2 separate regions of the Homo sapiens genome follow, and region 2 is linked to region 1. Evidence: chromatin loops called from intact Hi-C (ENCODE). Cell type or tissue: Caco-2. All regions are shown on one strand. Links, peaks and the distances in the headings refer to the core of each region. The heading gives the core; the rest is flanking DNA.

Region 1 (2,827 bases), core at 132-2,631:
AAATAAATAAATATTGGTTACAACTGGTGCCAGGGAAAGGCGGTCTCCCAATAGATAGAAACACCTGGAACTCGTGATCAGCAGCTTCCTGATAAGATCTCAGTAGTTGGGGGAGTGGGCTCAAGCATGTACATTGAGAGGCAAAATGGGGGACTTTAACTGCTATATGACCTTCTAGGAACATTCAACTGGTAAGGTAAGAGTGCCTCAAGTGAGCATGCATACAACTCCTGTTAACACATTGGACATGCAGCCCCTCCCAAGGGCTGGCAAGCCACTGCACATGCGGTCAGCTCAGCCCATGAGAAGAACCAGGGGAGAAGTAACGCAAGACCCCAGAAGCATGCCAGCATGTAAAACTCCAAGTCGAAGGTCACACCATCCACTTGATTTCTCAAGTCACCTGCTAGGCCCTCTTCCAAGTGTACTTTTCTTCCTTTCATTCCTGCTCTAAACTTTTTAATACTCCTGCTCTAAAACTTGCCCTGGTCTCTCCCTTTGCCTTATGCCTCTTGGTTGAATTCTTTCTTCTGAGGAGGCAAGAATTCAGTTTGCTGCAGACCCATACAGATTGGCCACTGCTAACAGCATTATGCTTAGATTCCATGTGTCAGTTCTTTAGAACTTGAATCTGTAGATTGTCTTTAATCAGTTTTGGTAAACTCAGCCATTATGTCTTCAAATATTTCTTCTCCTTTATCCCTACTACCGCTTTTCCTTGAACACTAACTGCAGTTAGCGGATGTTGGACTGCTTAATTGCACATGTTCATTACCACTGTGTTCTGCTCTTTCTATTCTTTATTCTTTCTGGAATTGTGTTTGACTATTTTTGGATATTGGATATTGACTTATCCCAAATTTCACTATTTCTGGTTTCTTCCATATCCAGTCTGCCATTAGACTGATTTATTACTTTTTGATTTTGTATATTTTGATTTCTAGAATGTCCGTTGGGTTCTTCTTTATAGAGTCTAATGCTCTGTTGAAATTCTTCATATTTTTACCTGTTTTATTCATCTTTTCCTTGCTTTCTTTAACATATTTATAATAATATTCTCTTTTTTTATACTTTAAGTTCTGGGATACATGTGCAGAGCTGTTGGGATTCACTCAGGATAGTGGCAGAAATATTAAAGGGAAATATTAGGGAAAGTTTTAGAGAATAGTCACAAACCTTTTTGGAAGGCTGCAAGATTACATAGATTGTAATAATTGAACAGGCTGAAGGCAGTGGGTTCTTACCTTAGAGCATTAGGTCATAGGGTAAATACTAGGGACAATAGAGGCTTCCCCAGTTATGTCTGTTTACCCTACCTCCATTAACTAACCTTTGAGCCAGATGGCCCTCTCGGAGGGAGGTCGACCAAGGATATTGCCCCCAATGGTATTTACTTTAAACTGCAGTACCTGAGCTTTAATCATTAGTAGAACTACTCTCTTAACCATGTTAATTATCCACAAGTGTGTTTATTCAAAGCTTCTGTTGTTAATTTTATACTAAATAAATGCCTGAAGTGCGGGCTGCTCAGGACCGGCCACGTCACAAACCTCTCTTGGTGTGTAGGCGGTTGGACACTCAGCAAGACTGGCGAAACAGAGTATCTGTGTGTCAGTGTACGTTTTATTCATCCATCGTTTGGGTCTGGGTCGGTGGGCAGACCCCTGCAGCTAATGTCATCTTGTGAGGAGCAATACCTCACAGAACGTGCAGGTTTGTTACATAGGTATACATGTGCCATGGTGATTTGCTGCACCCATCAACCCGTCATCTACATTAGGAATTTCTCCTAATACTATCCCTCCCCTAGTCCCCCCACCCACCGACAGGCCACAGTGTGTGACGCTCCCCTCCCTGTGTCTATGTGTTCTCATTGTTCACCTCCCACTTATGAGTGAGAACGTGCGGTGTTTGTTTTTCTGTTCCTGTGTTAGTTTGCTGAGAATGATGGTTTTCAGCTTCATCCATGTCCCTGCAAAGGACATGAATTCATCCTTTTCTATGACTGCGTAGTATTTCATGGTGTATATGTGCCACGTTTTCTTTATCCAGCCTATCACTGATGGGCATTCGGGTTGGTTCCAAGTCTTTCTATTGTGAACAGTGCTGCAATAAACATACATGTGCATGTGTCTTTATAGTAGAATGATTTATAATCCTTTGGGTATATACCAAGTGATGGAATTGCTGGGTTAAATGGTATTTCTGGTTCTAGATACTTGAGGAATCGCCACACTCTCTTCCACAATAGTTGAACTAATTTATACTCCCACCAACAGTGTAAAATAATTTCTATTTCTCCACATCCTCTCCAGCACTTGTTGTTTCCTGACTGTTTAATGATCGTAATTCTAACTGGTGTGAGATGGTATCTAATTGTGGTTTTGATTTGCATTTCTCTAATGACCAGTGATGATGAGCTTTTTTTTTTTCATATGTTTGTTGGCTGCATAAATGTCTTCTTTTGAGAAGTGTCTGTTCATATCCTTTGCCCACTTTTTGATGGGGTTGTTTTTTTCTTGTAAATTTGTTTAAGTTCCTTGTAGATTCTGGATATTAGCCCTTTGTCAGATGGATAGATTACAAAAATTTTCTCCCATTCTATAGGTTGCCTGTTCACTCTGATGATAGTTTCTTTTGCTGTGCAGAAGCTCTTTAGTTTAATTAAATACCATTTGTCAATTTTGGCTTTTGTTGCCATTGCTTTTGGTGTTTTAGTCACAAAGTCTTTGCCCATGCCTATGTCCTGAATGGTATTGCTAGGTTTTCTTCTAGGGCTTTTATGATTTTATGTCTTACCTTTAAGTCTTTAATCCATCTTGAGTTA
Region 2 (2,827 bases), core at 106-2,605, 66 kb after region 1:
AAAGCTAAGGTTCACAGACCCTCAAGGAGCTATTTGTTGGAATAAAACATAAATATGGAATAAATGTTACCCATGGTTTTGTCTCCAGCTCCTAGGAGTGAGACATTATAAAATTTTATTATTATTAAAAAGAATTTTCTGTAAATCATTTGGATTTGATATGTAGCCATTTAGGAATAATGTAAGTTGGAATGTCTAAGAAATAAAAGGTCACATAAAGGGAAAATTTCTCTTCCATTCTCTCTTTTTTTTTTTTTTTCGAGATGGAACCTCAATGGAATCTTGCTCTGTTGCCCAGGCTGGAGTGCAGTGGCATGATCTTGGCTCACTGCAACGTCTGCCTCCTGGGTTTGAGCAATTCTCCTGCCTCAGTCTCCCGAGAAGCTGGGATTACAGGCACGCGCCACCATGCCCGACTAATTTTTGGATTTTTAGTGGAGACCTGGTTTCACCATGTTGGTCAGGCTGGTCTCGAACTCCCAACCTCAGGTGATCCGCCTGCTTTGGTCTCCCAAAGGGCTGGGAATACAGGTGTGAGCCACCATGCCCGGCCTCTTCTACTCTCTATAAATGTAAACTAACCATTCTGTGTTGTATTTTAAGAGGTAAGCTAGCAAGCTGTTGTATACATAGGTGAGAGTAACCAATAAACAACTGAAGGAGCCAATAGTACATCAATGAAAGCTGTTTCATAGCAGCTCTCATTTCATTTCATAAAATAGTCTAAGTAGTCATAGCTACTACTTGGACTATGTTATATTCAAAGTTTCAAAAACCTTTAAAAATATGTGCATAGCACAAGAGTGCAATTAGGCCTCCAAACCCACCTCTATTCTTTTGGCAGCTGCTGCATGTATTGTTTGCATTTGCAGTTATATGAGTCTTAACAATGACTGCCTTTTATCTATGGCAACTTTCAGATTTCAGAATAAAAACTTACTGATAGTCTAGAAGTGCTTCACTGGTAGGCAGTTTAATTTCTTTTGGTGGCCCGTCATGTGTATCCTTTTTATTTGCTTTCCCTGAGTTTTCCATTGTGCTGGTTAGCTATGAAGAAATATACCTGTTTAGAAAGGAGACATACGAAAGTGAAAAATTCCATCTTTGCCTCCCTACTTTTGTTTACTCTAGATAAGGTACCTCTGGGACTTAATACTGGCTTTCTATCCTGATTGCTTCCATGTCCCCAGATCTAACATTCACCACAATGGTGGAACATCATGAAATGATTGGATTCTTGATTCTGGTGAATTCCATGTTTAGCCCATGTATAGCATTCCCTCCACCCAAAACTTTCTAAGAGACTCCCTCTCTTATGTTATTCATCTATATCTGTTGCCCGTATCTAGGTCTTTTAAGAGCAAAGAACTGAGCTTTTCAATAATTTTATTTCTCCACAGTGTTTGGCAGAGAGACATTAATTAAATGTCTATTAATTTTTCAAAGAAAATGAAAACAAAACTACAATTTTCTATGAGCACGAAGAAGCTAGGATCCAAAAGACTTAAGAATTAGAATCAGGATCCAAAAAAATTAGGTTTGGGCAGGGTTGTTACAAACAGCAAATAAAAGCACACATTGAAGTACTTTTAAAATGGTTGAGATTTACACATGCGAATAATAATAATGTACTAATAACTGCTCATCAGCTATTAACTGGTTTCATACCTAATAATAAAAAAATCAAAAACACCTTTTAAAAGGGAAAATCAAGACCCACTGTTCACAGATGTTTATAGTAAGCAGGAGTACTTTCATAGGTTTGGTTTGGGTACTAAAGTAGACTTTTCAGATTATAGTCTTCCTTAACACATTTTTATCTTTTAATTTCCACTAATCTTAAAAGAATAAGTACCTAGCCTTAAATAAATGTATCAGTAGTTAAGTGTGGTAGAAAGCATAAAATATAACCTTTGTAATTATTTAAGTGGCTGGAAACTCTCATGAGGGTGAGGATAATGTAATTCTTGTGCACCACTGTATTTCCTCACTAAGCACAATAGACACACAATAAATGCTTGTCAGATAAACACATGAGTGGATGCATGAACGAATCAGGCAGACATGGGCTTTAATCCTAGATCCATCACTGTTATCTCTGTGACCCTGAATAGGTTACTTAATCTTTTTGAGGAACTTCAGTTGCATCATCTGTCAAGGGAGAAGGATAACAATTCTACTCTAAGAGCTATTGTAAGGATTAAATAAGCTAATATTTAAAGCACCTAGCATAGTGTCTGAGATATAGAAAAAGGGCATATATCTCTAGCTCTATCTCTGTATAGTGCCCCTTCCTCTTTCCCTTCAGTTGTTGCTCCAGGTCAAGCTTCTTCAAATTCTGGGTAACTAAAGCATAGAATGGCTGCCTTCTGCAAGTACGATGATGCGTGGAAAGACTAATCCATAAGGTTTGCTGTTGTCAACCTTCATTGATTTGGATCACTGAATTGGCAATCCACATAGATCTTTGTAGACCATTCAGCTCCAAAGTGGAGAAACTTGTTAATATGAAAACACGCTTTTTCTCTGTAGACATGCTGCCTGCACACTCAGACTTCCAGTCAGGCTGTCTTTATGTCTGTGACTTTTCTAACCAAGTTTGCACTACTCTGTATGCTAACTAATTTGAGCATATACATGAATGCAAATATACCACAATACTTTCCAACTGAAAAGCACACAGATGACACAACAAAAAGATCTAATACATTAGTACATTAAGTAGTGTCTTCTCAAATATGAAAGTATTGAGAATAATTTAATAGGCTCCCACCAAAAGGTGTCATCATGATACCACCACAGTTCACAGAAAATTATCAGCTAAGAG

Evidence for each region. A loop is a pair of places that touch in the nucleus more often than their neighbours do. Peaks named below come from ENCODE experiments on the same cell type or tissue, not always from the same donor. Only the 100,000 strongest peaks of a DNase experiment are listed, where the experiment ranks them.
Region 2: a loop joins it to region 1, with 4 times the contacts of the local background. A loop is called at or near these places in 35 of 110 quality-filtered maps.

The regions. Positions count from the first base shown.
Region 1 is chr11:85,929,764-85,932,590 of GRCh38, reverse strand. No RefSeq gene overlaps it. Among named protein-coding and RNA genes, the nearest start is that of CCDC83, 76 kb to the right of the region's middle. In Caco-2, for the core only: no CTCF peak of the experiment used is centred there; a DNase peak (open chromatin) is centred at 1,360.
Region 2 is chr11:85,863,332-85,866,158 of GRCh38, reverse strand. CCDC83 (coiled-coil domain containing 83) reads right to left here. Exons shown (of 11, transcript NM_001286159.2): 2 at 941-1,063. The coding sequence starts at 1,035. Among named protein-coding and RNA genes, the nearest start is that of CCDC83, 9.4 kb to the right of the region's middle. In Caco-2, for the core only: no CTCF peak of the experiment used is centred there; no DNase peak of the experiment used is centred there.